Linked DNA regions of Mus musculus: region 2 is linked to region 1. The links are chromatin loops, found by intact Hi-C in ENCODE. Cell type or tissue: gastrocnemius. All regions are shown on one strand. Links, peaks and the distances in the headings refer to the core of each region. The heading gives the core; the rest is flanking DNA.

Region 1 (8,932 bases), core at 2,909-5,408:
GCTACTGTCAACGTTGGGAACATACTTGTGATTTAAGAAGCATGTGCATGCTGCTCAGAAGGACCTAGTGGGAAAGATGACTTTCCAGTAATCAATACTAGAAATAAGTTTTTGTTGGCCTTAAAACACAACCTATGATTATTCTTCTGCTGACTTAACATCCATAACCGTACTGGGTTTGGCAACCATTAAAACGTTATTACCTTCCTTCAGCCACTGTTCATCTGGAGACGTCCCTCCCTTCCCCCAAAACAAACAAACAAACAAACAACCCCAAAAAGCAAGTTGTTAGGCACTTTGAGGTAGGTGTCTCTTTTGAGAGGCCAAAGGATACCCAACCAATTTGGGAGGAACCCAGGACCCAGGTTCATTTCTCCCCCGACTGCAGACCACTGTATGATGCTGTTATCTCCAGAGTCTGTACTGCCTTGGCAATCGGTCTCATGACATTCTAATCTACTTCACTGAGCCAAAGCTTTTAAAAGTCGATTTAAAACTTTATTTATTCAGTTGCACATGCATGGCTTAAACACCACCAAATGCATCCTGGAGTTGGACATGAGACATGACATCCCTGAGCAGTAAATCCCTTGAATGAGTACATTTTCTTCCCCTGTGGGTGTCTTCTTCTTGGCCATTGTCTGTCTTCTTTTCATGCCTGTCAGGCGGTGGCCATGACTGTGCAGTTATAAAGGTCAGTGGCCCAGCAGAGAGGTCAGGCCCCGCAGAAGGCGTGCTGATGAAGCCTTACAATGCACACTGAATATGTTAACTCTCTACCTCACTCCCAGGGCAGGCTACAGTTGTTTCCTGTGTGGTATGGCGTTCACCCAGAACTCTAAGGTATGGACCACTCCAGCCAGGCGTCTCCTAACCACAGCCTACAGAGTAAACACCTCTAGCTCCCCATACCACTGAATTCTTCATTTGATTAGTTCAGTCCTCACCAAAATGAAAGAAAATGTTTTTCTCTCATTTTCATAAATGACATGGAAGGTTTTTAGGGATTATTTATCATGTAGACAGTAAACCACACCATCCCGGCTGGCTTAGTTGGTAAAGTACTTGTTGGGTCAGCATGAGAACTTGAGTTTGATTCCCAGAACCCATCTAAGGATGTGAGGGATGGAACAATGAGCCTGTAATCCCAGTGTTGGAAGGCAGAGACAAGCACATCCCTGTGGTTTACTTGCCAGCCAGCCTAGCCTAATCAGCTATCAAAGAACAGTAAAAGATGCCCTCTGAAGTAACAAAACAAACAAACAAACAAACAAACAAACAAACAAAGCAATGTGGCTGGCACCTGAGGAACAACACTTGAGGCAGACCTCTTGCCTCCTATGTACACATAGGCATCCTTACAAAGAAAAATACCTATGAGCCTTGGTTCCTACCTCACCCCATATCAGTATACAAAGACTAATCAGATGATTCTGGACTTCATGGTAGAGAAGAGAGAGGAGGGAGGGGCCAGCAGGCAAGGCCGGCACAATCGCAATCCTAATCTTGAAAGTACACTGTAGTCCTGGGTACAAGGAACTGCCTGGTCCAGGCCCTTACTTCAGCACCCTGCCTCCCTTAATGTTTGTTAATATTCATTTTTAAAGACAGAGTAGTAGATTCCAGAACATCCCCTGTTAACTCTTTTCAGTACTCTCTTTTCTTCAAGATTCTATCTTTGAACTTCAAGGTTGGATCTATTCATATATATGTATATATATGTATGTGTATATGTATATAAAGCATACTCATCTTTAGGACAACTGAATTAAAACTGGAAAAAAGAAAGAAAACAAACAGACTTGAACACTGAAGCAACCTCAAACATCTCTTTATTTTGATGATATATTTTTGTAAAGAAAATAAATAATCATATGATCAGGAATGTATATAACTAAAAGAAATCAAGAAAAAATGACAGTATGCATTTTAAAAGAATTATAAATTATCAGTGCTTGGAATGGGGCTAAGGAAAGTGCTGAAATATAAAAAAAAAAGGAAATAATGTAGATTGTACCATTGTAAATGTTCACAAGTAGTTAAGCTTTAAATGAACAGGATTATTATGAATGAGTGTTAAGAAGGTCAGAGCCTGGCCTTCCGGTCTTTGCCCTGTGAGTATGGAAAGAAATACGGCAACCATAGGTCACTAGTCAACGGACCCCCAAAACTTGTGAATTTGATGCAAAATGACCATCCAGACACTGTTCCACCTGGGGATCCATCCCATAAACAACCACCAAACCCACACACTATTGCAGATACCAACAAGTTTTTGCTGACAGGAGCCTGATATAGCTGTCTCCTGAGAAGCTCTGCCAGTGCCTGACAAATACAGAAGTGGATGCACACAGTCATCCACTGGACAGAGCACAGGGTCCTCAATGAAGGAGCTAGAGAAAGCACCCAAGGAGCTGAAGGGGTTTGCAGCCCGATAGGAGGAACAACAATATGAACTAACCAGTACCCCCAGGACTCTCTGGGACTAAGCCACCAATCAAAGAAAACACATGGTGGGACTTGTGTCTCTAGCTGCATAAGTAGCAGAGGATGGCCTAGTCGGCCATCAATGGGAGGAGAGGCCCTTGGTCTTGGGAAGGTTCTATGCCCCAGTATAGGGGATGCCAGGGCCAGGAGGCGGGAGTGGGTGGGTTGGGGAGCAGGGGGAGGGAGGAGGGGATAGGGAATTTTCAGAGGGGAGACTAGGAAAGGGGACAACATTTGAAATATAAATAAAGAAAATATCTAGTAAAAAAAAAAGTAGGCTTTGTTTTTCAGCTTCCTCTGCAGTTCCATGTGAAGATTGGTAAATCAGTTTTTAATTGTATTATAATAAAACATAATTTGGATGGATATCTTGAAAAAATATATGTATCAGTTTTTGAGATTATAATTATTCCATTTTCCCTTCCCTTATCCCAAACCCTGCTATGTATGCCCCTTGTTCTTTTTAGGATTAATGGATTGTTTTCCTTAGTTGGACACTCACAGGCACGTGCACACATGCACATAAGCCCAGGCATGTGCACACTCTCACATCTCTGTGCATCAGGCCTTTAATGAGAGCTTCTTTCTCTGACAGCTCTGGAACTATTGGTTTACCTGAGATTGCTTGCTCCTCTCTGACTGGGAGTCTCAGATGCACACCCCAGGATGCTAGCGTGGTACAGTCCATATCTGCAGATGGCCTTCATCCTCACTGCAAGCCTGTCCTAAAGGAAATGGGATTATGCTTCACCAGCGGGATTTGGAATAGGAGCAACTTCCTGACTGATGGTTTCCTCCCATAGAATCTTTAAAATTAGAGTCGCTTCCTATTTTTCAATCTTTCCTTCTCTCTCTCTCTCTCTCTCTCTCTCTCTCTCTCTCTCTCTCTCTCTCTCCCTCCCTCCCTCCCTGCCTCTCTCTCTCTCTTTCTTTCTTTTTCAAGACTCTCCCCATGAATGTATATGCTCGTGTTGTTAAGAGGAGACAGCTTATTACCCACTCAAATTTCAAATTAGAGACAACTTAGAATACTTCAATTCTTTTCCGTAACAATTTAGCAGACAGCAAATGTCTTGTTCTTATCTCTTTTTTTTTTTTTTTTAAAGATTTATTTATTTATTATATGTAAGTACACTGTAGCTGTCTTCAGACACTCCAGAAGAGGGCGTCAGATCTCGTTACGGATGGTTGTGAGCCACCATGTGGTTGCTGGGATTTGAACTTCGGACCTTCGGAAGAGCAGTCGGGTGCTCTTACCCACTGAGCCATCTCACCAGCCCTTGTTCTTATCTCTTAAAGGACCCAAAAGTGCTTTAGCAAACTAAAGAAATAACAAGAAATATGTTTATGGAACAATAAATTATTGTCTATAAATAATATTATTTTCTCATTAGCAGCTATTTGAGAGAAACCCTGAAGGACCCCAAACTGAATTTGAAAAGCAAGTCTTTGCAGTGCTTACTGAAGATTGACACTATGATGCTGACAAATGAAGAAAAATATCAAGTATTACTGCCATCTAGTGACCACTTTGGGTCACCGCCACCATTTGCGGCAGCCCTGAACCTCACTCAGCTCTCACCCTCAAGTTCTGTGAATGGTTAAGTTGCCCAGGAAGGGTTGAGAGTCAGTTCACTCTTCCTGCTTTAAAAGTCAATCAGAGGTTACCAACGAGAGCCAATGAGAGACTAGCAAACAGATGCTGGTGTTTAAGACCTTTCACTTTTTGTTTCCTAATTGAATTTCATCTTGGTGACAGAATGTGATCGGAGTGGTAAATCGCTTGAGAGCTTATTGAAACTTCCTTTGGAAGTAAACGTGTGGTACATTTTTGTCACAGTTCTGTGAGCACTTGATGAACATACTATCTTTCTTTTTTCTACTTGTGTGTTTGTTTAAATTTTCATCTTACACAGCAAGTTTAAGTATTAATTGGGTTGCTCCACTTTTTCATAAGCTACGTTTATTCCTGACATCATTTTCTTCTGATCCAGATGATATAGACTTGTCCTCTCTAACTTTGATTCATCTCTTCTTATTGCACCGACATTTTTGCCCCTGTATTTAAAGTGATCGCCCCTGCCTTCAGGCCTTGTTTATCCACTACCAATTTCCCTACTATCGATTGTTTCAGGAAGGAATTTGTCTGGCCTCTGTCTCTCTGTTTCTATCTAACTTGCACGTGGGTGCACACACAAGTGAAGTAGAGTCCATGTTGGGCTCCCTCCATTACTCCCAGTTTTGCTTTTGACACGGGATCTCTCTGTAGGAGCTGAAGCTTGCCATTTTGACTAGACTGGCTGGCCAGGGAGCCCTTGGCATCCACTGTGTCTCTTCCCCCTGGGAACTGGGAATCAGTCATCATCACGGATGCAATGGTAAGCCCATGCCTGCTTTAAAAACTATCCTGCATTCTCTTGTCAGAAACTATATCTCAATAGTTTTGTTGCTTCCTCTTTGGTATTTAGCAAACAGAATATTTAGCGTTGTGTTACCGTTGGGTTTGACGTTCCTGTTGTCTTATGCACCTCAGGTGGATCATTCTTAGTTCCACATAGTATTCCACTCGTGTGTGTGTGTGTGTGTGTGTGTGTGTGTGTGTGTATTTTAAAGAACTTGTTTTTATTTATGTGTCCCTGTGTGCATTTGCCACATGTGAGCACTTGTAACATGGAGTTCAGAGGAGGGTGTCAGGCTCCTCAGAGCTGGACTTAGTTGTGAGCCAGTCATGTGGGTGCTGGGAACTGAACTCAGGTCCTCTGGATGAACAGCAAACATTCTTAACTGCTGAGCCATTTCTTCAGGCAGGTCCACATATTATGACTTTTGAGTATGTGAAGTCTACTCATTCTCTTGTCAAGAGATACTTATTTCTTACTTCAAGAGAGGCTGGACACCACTCATCCATTCCTTGGTGTACTCTCATGTGAGAACTTCCCAAGAAATTTTCATTGATCTTCCCTAACATCATCTTGGATCTCACACGCACTATTGTCTCGCCAGCAAGAACACACGCGTGAGAAACCGGATCCTTCTGCAGCAACTTTATTACACCAGTTTCAACATGAAGAGGAAGACCCCAAGCACCAAAAAGGCGCTGCTTATATACACCTTAGTGTGGCGTGTCCACACCTGATTGGCTGCTCTCCCAGAGCCTCATCACCATGCCCCGGGATGGGCCGTGACTTGGCACGAAAACACTCTCACACATGCGCACATTGCTTGTTTACCAATTAGGCCACGCAGGCACAGCGGAAACCGCTTCCCACACTTGGAAGATAGGGCATGCACAAACACTGACAATTATAATATCTCAAAGTTTCAGTTTGAATTTGAAGTGGCAAGTTATGTCCCTTTTCTCTTATAAATACTATCATTTTAAGATGCAATCACTCAAATATCAAGGCAGGGTGATGAGGGCTCCCACTAACAGGAAGAAACATGAAGACACACCTTCAGGGGAGTCTGAAATATTACATTCTCCCCTTTCCCCCTTAGACTCACGTTTCTGCACTTTGATCCTAATTTTTTTTTTTAAGATTTATTTATTTATTATATGTAAGTACACTGTAGCTGTCTTCAGACACTCCAGAAGAGGGAGTCAGATCTTGTTACAGATGGTTGTGAGCCACCATGGGGTTGCTGGGATTTGAACTCCGGATCTTCGGAAGAGCAGTCGGGTGCTCTTACCCACTGAGCCATCTCACCAGCCCCTGATCCTAATTCTTTTAAGCAATAATTGTATGTGTGTTTATTTGTGTGGCAGGAGGCCATGGGCACGCCACGACAATAATTGTATGTGTGTTTATTTGTGTGGCAGGAGGCCATGGGCACGCCACGACAATAATTGTATGTGTGTTTATTTGTGTGGCAGGTGGCCATGGGCACGCCACGACACTGCGAGGAGGTCAGAGAACCTTCAGGAGCCGCTTCTCCCTTTCTAGCATGTGGATCCTAGGTGTGCAGCTCTGGTGTCAGACATGCTGACAAGCATGGTAACTTGCTGAACATCCCTCGCACCTTCTTAATGAATTATATCTTAACACTTGAAAATAGTTCCTCAGTCTCGTTATAGTTCTATAACAAAGTATAAATGAAAAAAATTAAAACCCCCTCCACTCTGCAGCAACCCAAAGTCCTGAATGTTCAAGCGTCTTAGCCTGGATTGAGTTCGGAGGATTATTGGTGCTACTATGTGTTAAATGAATTGAAAATTCTAGCTTGTTCATATAAAAGATGCACAGTCTGGGCATTTGATTTACAAGCTGTGAGCCTAGATTGGGCAGGTTTTGGAGCTTACATCCCAGTCACATGTCCCTTTTCCTTGCTGTTTCTCCTGGCCACGTGCTCATGGTCAGTCTCCTTTCATGGCAGCTCCCTCCTCCTTCAGTCTCTTGTTTTCTTTCTCTCCTGTTTTTACTTGTAGCCCTGAGCCAGGTAACTGGAAAAAACCCACCTACCTCTATCTACTGCCAATTACAGGCTTTAGCTTTTTATTGACCGATTAACTTGGGGAGAGAGGTTACATAGCATCCCTTGATGTGAGAATCTTCTCATGGGGGCCACCAGATCTTGGGGTGTAAACTTTAGCATTTGAGTACAAGTAGCACCAGACCAATCCCCTACAACTATGAAACTGAGCAAAGCCATGCGGTTATTTTCATGAACATTTATTAGATATTAAAAATTTGGAAACATGTCAGGATGAAGTATATGTGAGCGGCCATTTGGACACCCATGTGGTCAGTGCTATGAAGAGGGGAGCATGGACCCATTTCACTTCTGCTGCTCCTAGGAACTCCTGTTTGCAAGACTGGTGGGTGGAAAGCACCAGTCTCACTATGTTTTGTCAATGATTTGAGCTCATGATAAGGAACACTGTTAAAATGTAATGTGTCATGTGACTTGAAGTGCTCTGGAGAAAGCACCCATCGGTCTCTGGGACCAATCATTGTGCAGATGCTGCAGCTTGTACTAGAGATTGACCCACTGCAAGAACAATTTAATGTCATAAAATTTCCCCCAATGATTAATATGATTAGGATTATTTTCCATTTTACTATCAGCAAATATTTAGATGGTTTCTGGGGAAATTATATGAAATTATATTTCATATAATTCCTGAGACAAAGAGCAAATGGAGAATTGCACCTGCTGTGCTTTGACTAGCGGGAAGACACACAGCGAGAGCGCACAGGGAGCCTCAGAGCAGCTTTGCCAGTGGCAACTTTGGATAGAGTGCCGCTGTTTCACATCTTAGAGACGTTACCACAAAGGCACAGCGTTAACTAACCCACGTGACAACCTGAATTTTCAACTCACAAAGTCTTTGTTAGCTAAATGAAAAAGTCTTGGAAAAAAGCATGTGTATGTCTAAAACTCGAGTAAACACATCAACATCTATTTCCAGGTGTGTTGTAAACAGCAGTGAAAGCATCAACAGATTCTAGAAACGGGCAGGAAAAGGCTGTGCGAGAAGGGTCACGTGACAGCTCTACCATTACAGCCATAATACAATAAATAAAAGGAAAGCAGAGTGGTCACAGTCTTTACTTATTCTGAAACAACAAAATGTAAAATGTGCTTTGTGTGAAATAGGAGTAAGAGAAGATGGGATTTCATTGGACAGAAAGGTGTGAAAAGCTGGAGAGATGGCTTCGTAAGTAGTTTGTGTAGCTCTTGCAGAGAACCTGGGCTAGGTTTCCAGCACACACTGGGTGGCCCACAACTACCTCTAGCTTCCTGATTCAGATGTCTCTGGCCTCCACAGATATCTGCACTTGTGAGCTCTTCCTCCTATCCCCCAAATACACAGAATTAAAAATGATAAGAACAAGTATTTAAAATGTGTGAGAATGTTACCCACGCCGTATGTGTGTGTTAGATGCTGGCTTAGCTTCCGAAGCCTGCAAAACTCCGAATAACTTCAGTAATTTTAGTGAGCATCATAGCCAAACGTCTCATATTTATGAGAAAGGGAATATGTTTATTGTAAACAAATTAGAATATAATCCAGGGAAAATAAACACAATTCACATTTATAAGTGACAGTATCTTATAAATCTTATAAAATTGTTACTATTTAAGATCATTATAATTGGCATAGAAATGTTTGAGACATAAAAGATGTTTTAGATTATAGATTGTTGCGTGTAATATTAAAAATCAACACACACTATTGCCTGCTAGGCACCGGCCAGTAATCTCGGTCTGTTCCCAGCCCGGTACCAAGACCGCATGTTTTCCTTTTGCCAAAGCCTGTCCCACGCAAGCTGGCTCTGCCTATCCAGAGCTCCGAAATCACTCTCCCCTCCCCACTGCTGGCTGCTGCCAAACACCCTCACACTCCCAAATTTCCGCAGCTAGTTGGGGGCGCACTCTTGCCAAGCTCCCCTGCACGCCCCCCCCCCCCAGCTCAGTTGAATCGCCTCAAAATGGAAAACAC
Region 2 (8,932 bases), core at 3,143-5,642, 400 kb before region 1:
TTTTGTTAATTTAGGTGTATGTGTCTTTGAAGCCAGAAAGGAGCATCAAACCCTTGGAACCGGAGTTCCAACTGTTTGTGAGTTATGAGTGCTGGGAACCAAACCCAGGTTCTCTGAGAGAGTACCAAATACTCTTAACTGCAGTTACTTTAGAAGTACCCTAATGGTAAACATTTTAAGTTTAAAACTGTAAATTATTTCCAAAGAGTGAAACTATAGAAAAAGGCCATCCCAACTAAATTACCACAAGAGCAAAAAACGAAAACACCTAGGCCATCATCAAATTGGGATTCATGAAATATACTGAAGTGTATGGGCCTCCTAAGTGAAATACTATGTAGTCAGTGAAAAGTAGACTTTTAGTTTTTTGTGATTTGGAAAGATTTCCAAGGTTCTAAAGTGAAAAGGAAACTCAGTTGCAAAAAAAAAAAAAAAAAAATAAACAAAACAATAAGCCTCATAGTAAATAAATAACAAAATAGGAATACATGTAACACCAAATGAGGAGCTATCCCCTCAACTATTTTATTTTTGACTATGTGTATATGCGTGAGTGTGTGCACTAGAGTGCAGAAGCCAGTAGAGGACAGATGACAAGTCAGTGTTGCACCTCTTGGGAGCTAGAGTTAGAGACGGTTACAGACCATTTGATGTCAGTGCTAGGAACCATGTTCAGGTCCTCTTCAGGAGTAGGATGAGTAAACTGGTGAGCCATCTCTCCAGGCCACCCCCTTCACCATTTTATATGCTGAAGATTAAGTAAGTGAAGTAATCCACTACTTACTAACGGCTGGGGAGATAGATGGCTTAGCAGGGAAGAGCATTTGCTTCTCTTGCAGAGGATCTTGGTCCTCATGGCAGCTCTTAACTGGCTATAAACCCTAGCCCAGGGAATCTTACATCCTCTTTTGGCCTCTGGTGCCCAGTGCCAATGGCAATCAGAAGAGGGCTAAAAATGCCTTAGAACAGTTACTGAGAGGTTGTGAGATGCCATGTGGGTGCTGGGGGCAAATCTGTGTCCTATGGAAGAGCAGCCAGTGCTCTTGATCACTAGGCCATTGCACTCACCCAACTTGGTCATTTTAAATACCGCAGCCTTGACTGGAGATGCCTCAGTAAGTAAAAGCATGGGCTTCCAAGCCTGAAAGCTCTGTTTGTTCTCTGGGACCCACATGGTGGACAGAGAGTACTGACTCTGGAAAGTTGTCTCCTGGCACACACAACCCCACACATACACATACAAAAAATTAAAGTGTAATAAAAATTACAAAAACAAATACTTTTTGTAAGTCACATATTCATATTACATATGACTATAAATGTCTGTGGCTCCAAACTACTGTATAAGTTCAAGTAAAAGAAAATGATTTGATATTGTAACTCAAGGGAATACACACATGTGGAGACACCAAGAGAGCACTGCAGTTTGATGCTAAAGGGATGGGCAGACTCTGAGTCATTGCTCTACTTTTACCTAAAGAATGTATCCACAGGTTATCAAAAAGAATATGAAGCAAGCATCCAGAAAACAACAGGAACTAAGGCACTTTGAGCTTCAGCCCTTTACAGATACCAATGCAGGACTGTAACAAAAGTACTTTGGTCTTGCCAGATACTGGTAACAGGAGGCTACCCATGCGTGGGAGTGCAGGCAGGCAAGCTTTCACACATGCACAGAACTCTCTGTCCCTTCAAGTGTTCTGTGAACCCAAAGCTTCTCTAAGAAGGGCTGGAGAGATGGCTCATAGGTTAAAGTGCACACTTGTAAAGGACTCAAGTTCAGTTCTCAGTAGCTTCAAAGGCTGTAAGTACAACTTCCAAAACAAACAAACAAACTCCACAACAGAACAAAATAAAAATTACAGTTCAGGAGAGAGAGAGAGGGCTCAACTCACCAAAACATTTTTATACCCAAGTCTGAGGACCTGAGTTTGATCCTGGTAATCTACATGGTAAAGGAAAAATTCTTGCAAGTTGCTTGCTGGCCTTCATAAGCTTACCGTGGTAGGTGTGCACACAGACACACAAAATCAATAAATATGAATAAAGCCAAAACAACTGTTCAACACGAGATCTAAAGGGGTTTCTGTTTGTTTTTAATTTGCATCTATCTTTGTGTCCCTGTGTGTAGCGGTCACAGATATCACAAGAGGGCTCTGGATCTCCTGGAGCTGGCATTATAGTGGGCTGATGTAGGTACTGGGAACGCAACTTCAGCCCTCTGCAAGAGCAGCACAGACTAGGCCTCTGGCTCTTGCTTTTAATCCCAATATTCCACAGGCAGAGCAGGCACAGGCCAGCCTAGTCAGGTCAGTCAGGGACAAACACAGAGACCATCTCAAAACAAGCAAGCAAGCAAATATTAATAGGAAGGAAGAACGGAAGGATGGACGAATGGACGGATGGATGGACAGTGGCCTGTGCTCCTACTCTCCAAGCATTACCCCAGTCCTCTAAAGGATTGGTTGCTTTGCTTTTGTTTTGTTTTGTGTTTTTTAATCCCCAATCCTATAATCTTTAAAACCATGAGGGCATCACCAATGTAAGAAAAAGAACTGGATTGCCTCTCAATTTCTGGAGAACAACAACAAACGTCAGAACAGGTAGTATTTTCAGAGGCAGACACTCAAACTCTAGTCCTGGAAAACTATGGAGCTAGTAAAGAGAACAGTGATTGTGGTGGATTGAGGAGCAGGTGTGACTGAAGCAAAGTCTTTCAAAGTGGTGGCAATGCATCATAGTGGCTGATGTCATTAGTAACGTGTCTAAAGACACACTATGCACAGTATCATAGGATTATGTGATTCCTGAAAGATAACTGCACGTTCACCTGTATCTCTACGGTGGGGGATGTTGATGATGGAGAAGCTGTCTATGTGTGGGACCAGGATGTATAGGATAGCTGTGGTTTAAAAGTCCTGTTAAAAAGTGAGACTTTGGGGCTGGTGGTGGTGTGGGGGGCTGGGGGAGATATCAAGATCCATGAGGACTGAACCAAGTAGCAAATGATACAAGTTCTGGTCACAGTTTAAGCATCCTTACCCTGCCCTAAGTATTAGTTCTCCATTACATCTCCAACACCTCCCACCTTTTGATGTAATGTTTTCAGTCTTAGAATCTTTTAAGTGCAAACAAAATGCTACTAGAACATATTGTGCGATGACAACAGAACAGAACAGTACAGAGCTGTCAACACCCTCCAGTAAACGAGACTAATTTCATAGGTTTTGAAAATGCCTTAAGGAATGTGTAAATAAAAATTTCCAGTAAAATGAAAGTCTGGATTTCAGTAAGAAACTGTAATAATGTCTGTAAGCAAGCCTATAATCTTTAAAACAACGATAGCATCATTAATAACAACAAAACAAAACAGAAAAATCTCCAGGAATCAGGTGAGATGTGTCTGAGGACATTAATAGTCCAAGCACTATGTCGAACTCTGGATGCCCACACACATAGACCATTTCAACTGGTCTATTCTATTCTATTCATCTCAACTCCATTCATTCTACGGTCTCGTCCTGAAGCCAGGAGGAAAGTACATTCCTGCACAGTGCGAGCAAGGTTAGTGGCCACCGAGCTTCCACGACAGAACCACAAGAAACTAAAACGGACGTTTTTTGTTGTTGTTGTTGTTGTTTTTTGTTTTGTTGTTGTTGTTGTTTTTAAGACAGAGCGGGGAACACTGTCATTTCCCGGGCAGCTCTTTAGGTACCCACTCGCGTTCGCTTGGGCAGTTGCCTTTGTGGTCAAGCGGTGACTAAGGAGGACTCCCATTCCCACAGGTAGAAACTTGGGTTCAGAAGTCACTAACTTCCGAGGGCACTGGAGTCTAGAGTACCCCAAAGCCCTCATCCCTGTCCCCCACCCCCATCCCCGTGGTCCCGCTGCGCTGGGTCTGGGCCTCTCGGCACCGGCGGCTCCGGCTCACAGCCCTTACCGCTGCGGGGCGACAGGCCCCAGGGTCGGCCGAGCAGGACGCTGAGGACCGGCAAGGCGCACGCGCATCGCACGGCGCGGGGTCTCGGGGCCCCAAGTGCGACGCGGCCGCCAGCCCCGCCGCGACGGGCGACGGCTTCCGCTCGTTCGCCTGCCGCCCGGCCCCGCCTCACTGCTCCGTTTTCCCCGCCGAATACTCACCACGCGATTATCCCGTTTCCCCATGGTGGCCGGCTGAAGGCGCGGGAAGCCGCCGAGGGAGCAGGCCCGAGAAGAAGCCGAAGCGGCCCGCCGCGAGTCCTCTTACCACCTCTATGCCCCGCCCAGAGAGCGGCGCCCCGCCAATCCGGGGAGACCGTATGCGCCACGGCGCCCCCTGGTGGTGCGGAGGACAGCCCGGCGCTAGCGACCGCCTGCGGTTCCCAGGAGCTGCAGCAGGATTCCTGTGACCCACTTAACCATTCCTGAGCAGGACCCACTCTGTAGTCAAATCGGTAACTCAGTTCCTGGGTATCCAATGCCCTCTTCTGACCTTTGTGGGTACCAGGCACACGCACTGCACACCTGTAGGCAAACACATAAAGTAAGTCTAATGGAAAAAATTGTCATAAAACTTAAAAAAATGAGTCTGGGACCAGTCAAATATAGTTAAGACATAATCCTTATCTTTAAGGGGTGTGTTTATTAACTCATAGGGGGAGATAAACACACACAGGTTAGACTTTACTGCTTTGGTGCTATGGGATTATCTGGATTGGACTTAAACTTCAGAAGTGGTCTAGACTCTAGAGACTAATTAATACACCATATTCTCTGACTATTCACAGGCTTAGAAAAAGTGACTTATGGATTCATGTCAACATGAATGCATCAGGAATAAAATCGATCAGAATCCTTTCTGAAATTTTAGAAAATGGAAATATGGGACTTTCATTATACTGAAGAAAATCCTTTAGCCTTTCCCCAGACCTCATGGATATGAGGTGAGGGGTGGGTGGGTAGACATCATGAGTTTGAGGCTATTTTGAGCAACAAAGTAAGTCCAAGTCTGATCTGGGTAACTTAGACATTGTGTAAAGTAAAATTCAAAGGGAAAAAGGCTGGTATATGCTGCAGGATATGTGATCACACTGTGAAACCTGAGATTGTATTATTTACTAAAAAACAGTTGTTTCTAGTTGTGGTATGACTCAGCACTTAGAACACAGTTTTAATCCCAAACAGTGAAGGTAAAGTTAGTTTGTAGAAGGAAGCACCCATATTTGAAAGTTATGTGTAATTGAGTGGCAGACAAAGTGATGAATCAGAGAACAACCTGACAAAATAGACTATATAGAATATGCCCAACTGTCAGGAGAGAGGCAGTGAAGCCACTTAGGAGAGCAGTGCAGAGAGAAAGCGAGGAGAGAGGCAGTTTTACTGAGATGGGTTGAAAAGAGAACAAGCTAGACACGGGTGAAGACAGAATGAGTCAGAGAGTGAGAAGGAGCCAGAAGATTAGAACAGGTTGCCAGAGTTAACTCGGGGCCAATCAGAGCAATTCAGTCAGAAAGTGAGAGAAGCCAGTTAGAACCAGTCAGCTTGGAGAGGAATTTGAGCCAGAACAGCTGAATTGAACCAGCCAGTCAGAGTTCAGAAAGAACAAGAGAGGGTGAATATTTTCAGCAGTAACTTATCAGAGCCTGTAAAACATTCTAGGCCTATATTAGATTGCACAGAGGCTTCCAGGACCAGGCCTAGGTTAGCAGACTGAGGCAGTAAGCCTCAGAGATGACATTTAATTTAGGGAAATAAAAGTTTACGAGTAACACCAGTGACAGTGATACAGCATTTACCTAGCATGTGCGAGGCCCTGCATGGAATCCAGTACCTCAAAGAAAATCTTCTTCTCGCTGACAGAGACTCTCTCCTTTCTCACCCTCTATTGTTGCAACAGATATTCCAATCTCCACTTTCTTTCTTAAAACGGTCCTGTATTAGTTTGGATGTAATTGGTCTCCATAGGCCCATAGGGAGTGGTGCTATTAGAAGGTGTGGCCTCGCTGGAGTGGGTGTGGTCTTGTTGGAGAAAGTGTCTCGATGGAGGCAGGCTTTGATGTCTCCGACTCCACTATGGCCAGTGACACAATTCTCCTTCTGCTGCCTGTGGATCAACATGTAGAACTCCCAGTTGCTTCTCTAGCACCATGTCTGCCTGTATGTCACCATGCTTCCTGCCATGATGATAATGGACAACCCCAATTAAACGTTGTTCTTTATAAGAATTGCCTTGGTCATGATGTCTGTTCACAGCAGTAAATCCCTAAGACAGTTCTCGAACTGTGTTGAATATAACCCATGGTGGTTCTTCTAGTACCACTCAGTGCTGATTGTTCTTGGGGAACCAGCTTCACTGCCCACCATGGACTTGGCCTCAAGGTTTTATTTCTGTTTCTCCTTCCTTATCCCTTACTTTCAACTAAAGGTGATGATTAACTACTTTTGCTTTGTACCCAATGCAGAGAGTCTGTGAGCAGTAGCCTATTCTTTCTTTGTGGCTCACTGACGATGCTGACAGTTGTCAGCCAGTGTTTCCAGAAGCCCAACTGGAGATGCCAGAGAAGATGGGGAGTTTTCCCTTTAGCTTCTCCTTGCTTTTACTTTCCTCATCTTTGGCTTGCTTGACACAATTCAACAGGAAGATTTGTGTTTCCTCTGGCTATCTTTAGCCATCAAGTGACCCAGTCCTAGAGCAGGTGTCTCAGTGGAGAACAGAGAAAGAGGAAAACTAGCCAGGACACAGGGGAGATGGTGAGAAAGGACGTCATAAAACCTACATCAATCCAAGTCTTTCCAGAACAAAATTCACAGTGACTCTGTGGGAAGACTAAAGAGATGCCTTTAGACACCACCTGCACATGTGATCAGCTAAGCAACACACTTCCTTCTAGCAGTGAATTTCACGCTGTCTCAAATGCCTAAGGCATAATCAAGAGATTGCATTTCATCTTTTAGATGAGAAGAATGGAGGGCAGGGAGAGCCAAGTTTTTTGCTTAGTGTCTCACGGTGACAAAGCAGAGCTGCTGAGCATTTGTACACAAGTGTGTCAAACGTGAAAATACATGTCTCCCTTACTGTCTCCCTTACATGTCTCCTCCCGCTGTCGCTATGGGGGAAAGGGAGGAGTGAAAACCTTGCATTTCAGGGAGACTGTGACCCTGGGCAGACTTCCTACTGAAGAGCTGAGAGGGAAGAGGGAAGAGCTTGGCTTAAAGGAGATAGACAGGGCCAAGTATGACAGCACGGGGTGATAGTGCTGAAAGGGCACATGAGGCTGGAGGCAAAAGGCGGCTTGTTTTATTGTACAGATGTGTTTTGAATAGGAGTAGATGCATAACTTCAAAAGAGCAAAACTGTAAATAACAGTAATAACTGTATCAATAACTCTCTTGGGTAGAGATGTTCCAAATGAGTGGCATTCACTAATTATAACTTGGGAAGTATACTAGATGATCGTCCCATACTGCTGAGTTATTTGTTGTATGGGTGCTTGAGAATTTGAATGGAAACAGATGTAGACACTTAATCTACAAACTCAAATGTCTGTTGTTTGGATGTATGTATTCTTAGCCTTCAGGGATAAGAGTGACACATTATATTTGATGATAATAGCCCCTGCAACAATTGTTCTTTTGTTGGAAGGCATCAAGTTTAATATTTATGACAAAGGAAACAGTTAAAGTATAGTACTCCCATGCAGTGACAAACATGCATGAGCTTTAAAAGTGAGATAGAGCTGTGTGTCTTGATATGGGGAAATGGCCATTACGTATTACTGGAGAAAAAGAAACTATAAAACATATATAGCCCATGACAGCATGGAGTAAATAAAACAATGTGTAAGGCTGGCTGGGTGGCTCAGTTGGTAAAGGCTTGCTGGGCAAGGATGAGGACTGGAGTTCAAATCCTCAGCACACACCCAATGTCACGCAGGAATAGTGGTCCACCAGCAAGCTCTGGAGGTGGAGATATGTTCTCCTAAGCAAGTTGGATAGCTAGACTAGCTGAATTGGTGAGCTTTGGGATCAAGTGAGAGACCCTGCCTCACATGTACCTACCCACAAATGTGCACGCACCCACATACATGTGAATGCACAGATGAACGTCACTCTGTCACACACACACACACACACACACACACACACATCAGTAAAAAGAAAACTTATTTGTTCATGTGGTCTGTAGTTTTATGTAGACTCAACACAAGTATAGTTATCAGAGAGGAGGGAGGCTCGATTGAGAAAGCCTGTAGGGTAATTTTTAAATTAGTCATTGATAGGGGAGGCCCAGCTCATCATGCATGGGGTTATCCCTGGGCTGGTGGTCCTGGGTTTTGTAAGAAAGCAGGCTGAGCAAGCCATGAGGAGCAAGCCAGTAAGCAGAATTCCTCCGTGGCCTCTCCATCAGCTCCTGCCTCCACGTCTCTGCCCTGTCTGAGTTCCTGCCTTGATTTCCTTTAATGGTAAACTATGTTGGGGAAGTGTAATCTAAATAAACTCTCTCCCTCAACCCAACTTGCTTTTTGGTCATGGTTTCATCAAACAATAGAAACCCTAAGAAAGGCAGTTCAGATTATGAACTACTTAGCCACAGATGGCCTGTATAAGTGACAATTCATATTGTTCAGTGTGTGTGTGTATGTGTGTGTGTGTGTGTGTGTATTCTTGAATATGTTTTGGCAATTTTCTGAAAATTCTCCACAAAGTTTTCCTGGTCAGTCCCTCAGAGTACTGTTAGTAATTCAATAAGTCAGACAGAGGAAGTGTTATCCTTCACAGGTTCTATTATTGTCTCAAGTATTCCACTGACTCTCCCTGGGGATCCACGCTTGCCATGTGTCTTCTGGATACAATTTTGCTCTGCGGCATTCCAGCAACGACGACATGTCATTGTGATCATCTGTGCTCCTGGTACTCACGTTCCTTACTGTACAATATCTGTAAAAGATTTACT

Evidence for each region. Peaks named below come from ENCODE experiments on the same cell type or tissue, not always from the same donor. Only the 100,000 strongest peaks of a DNase experiment are listed, where the experiment ranks them.
Region 2: it touches region 1 in a loop (5-fold over the local background); 3 of 42 quality-filtered maps call a loop at or near these places.

Annotation. Positions count from the first base shown.
Region 1 is chr5:3,141,875-3,150,806 of GRCm38, reverse strand. No RefSeq gene overlaps it. Among named protein-coding and RNA genes, the nearest start is that of Gm36548, 120 kb to the left of the region's middle. In gastrocnemius, for the core only: CTCF peaks have their summits at 3,844 and 4,043 (motif pointing left); a DNase peak (open chromatin) is centred at 4,031.
Region 2 is chr5:3,539,156-3,548,087 of GRCm38, reverse strand. It overlaps Fam133b (family with sequence similarity 133, member B), which reads right to left and starts at 4,255. Exons shown (of 11, transcript NM_001042501.1): 1 at 4,141-4,255. The coding sequence starts at 4,164. In gastrocnemius, for the core only: no CTCF peak of the experiment used is centred there; DNase peaks (open chromatin) are centred at 3,997 and 4,294; H3K4me3 peaks cover 1,448 bases; H3K27ac peaks cover 1,265 bases.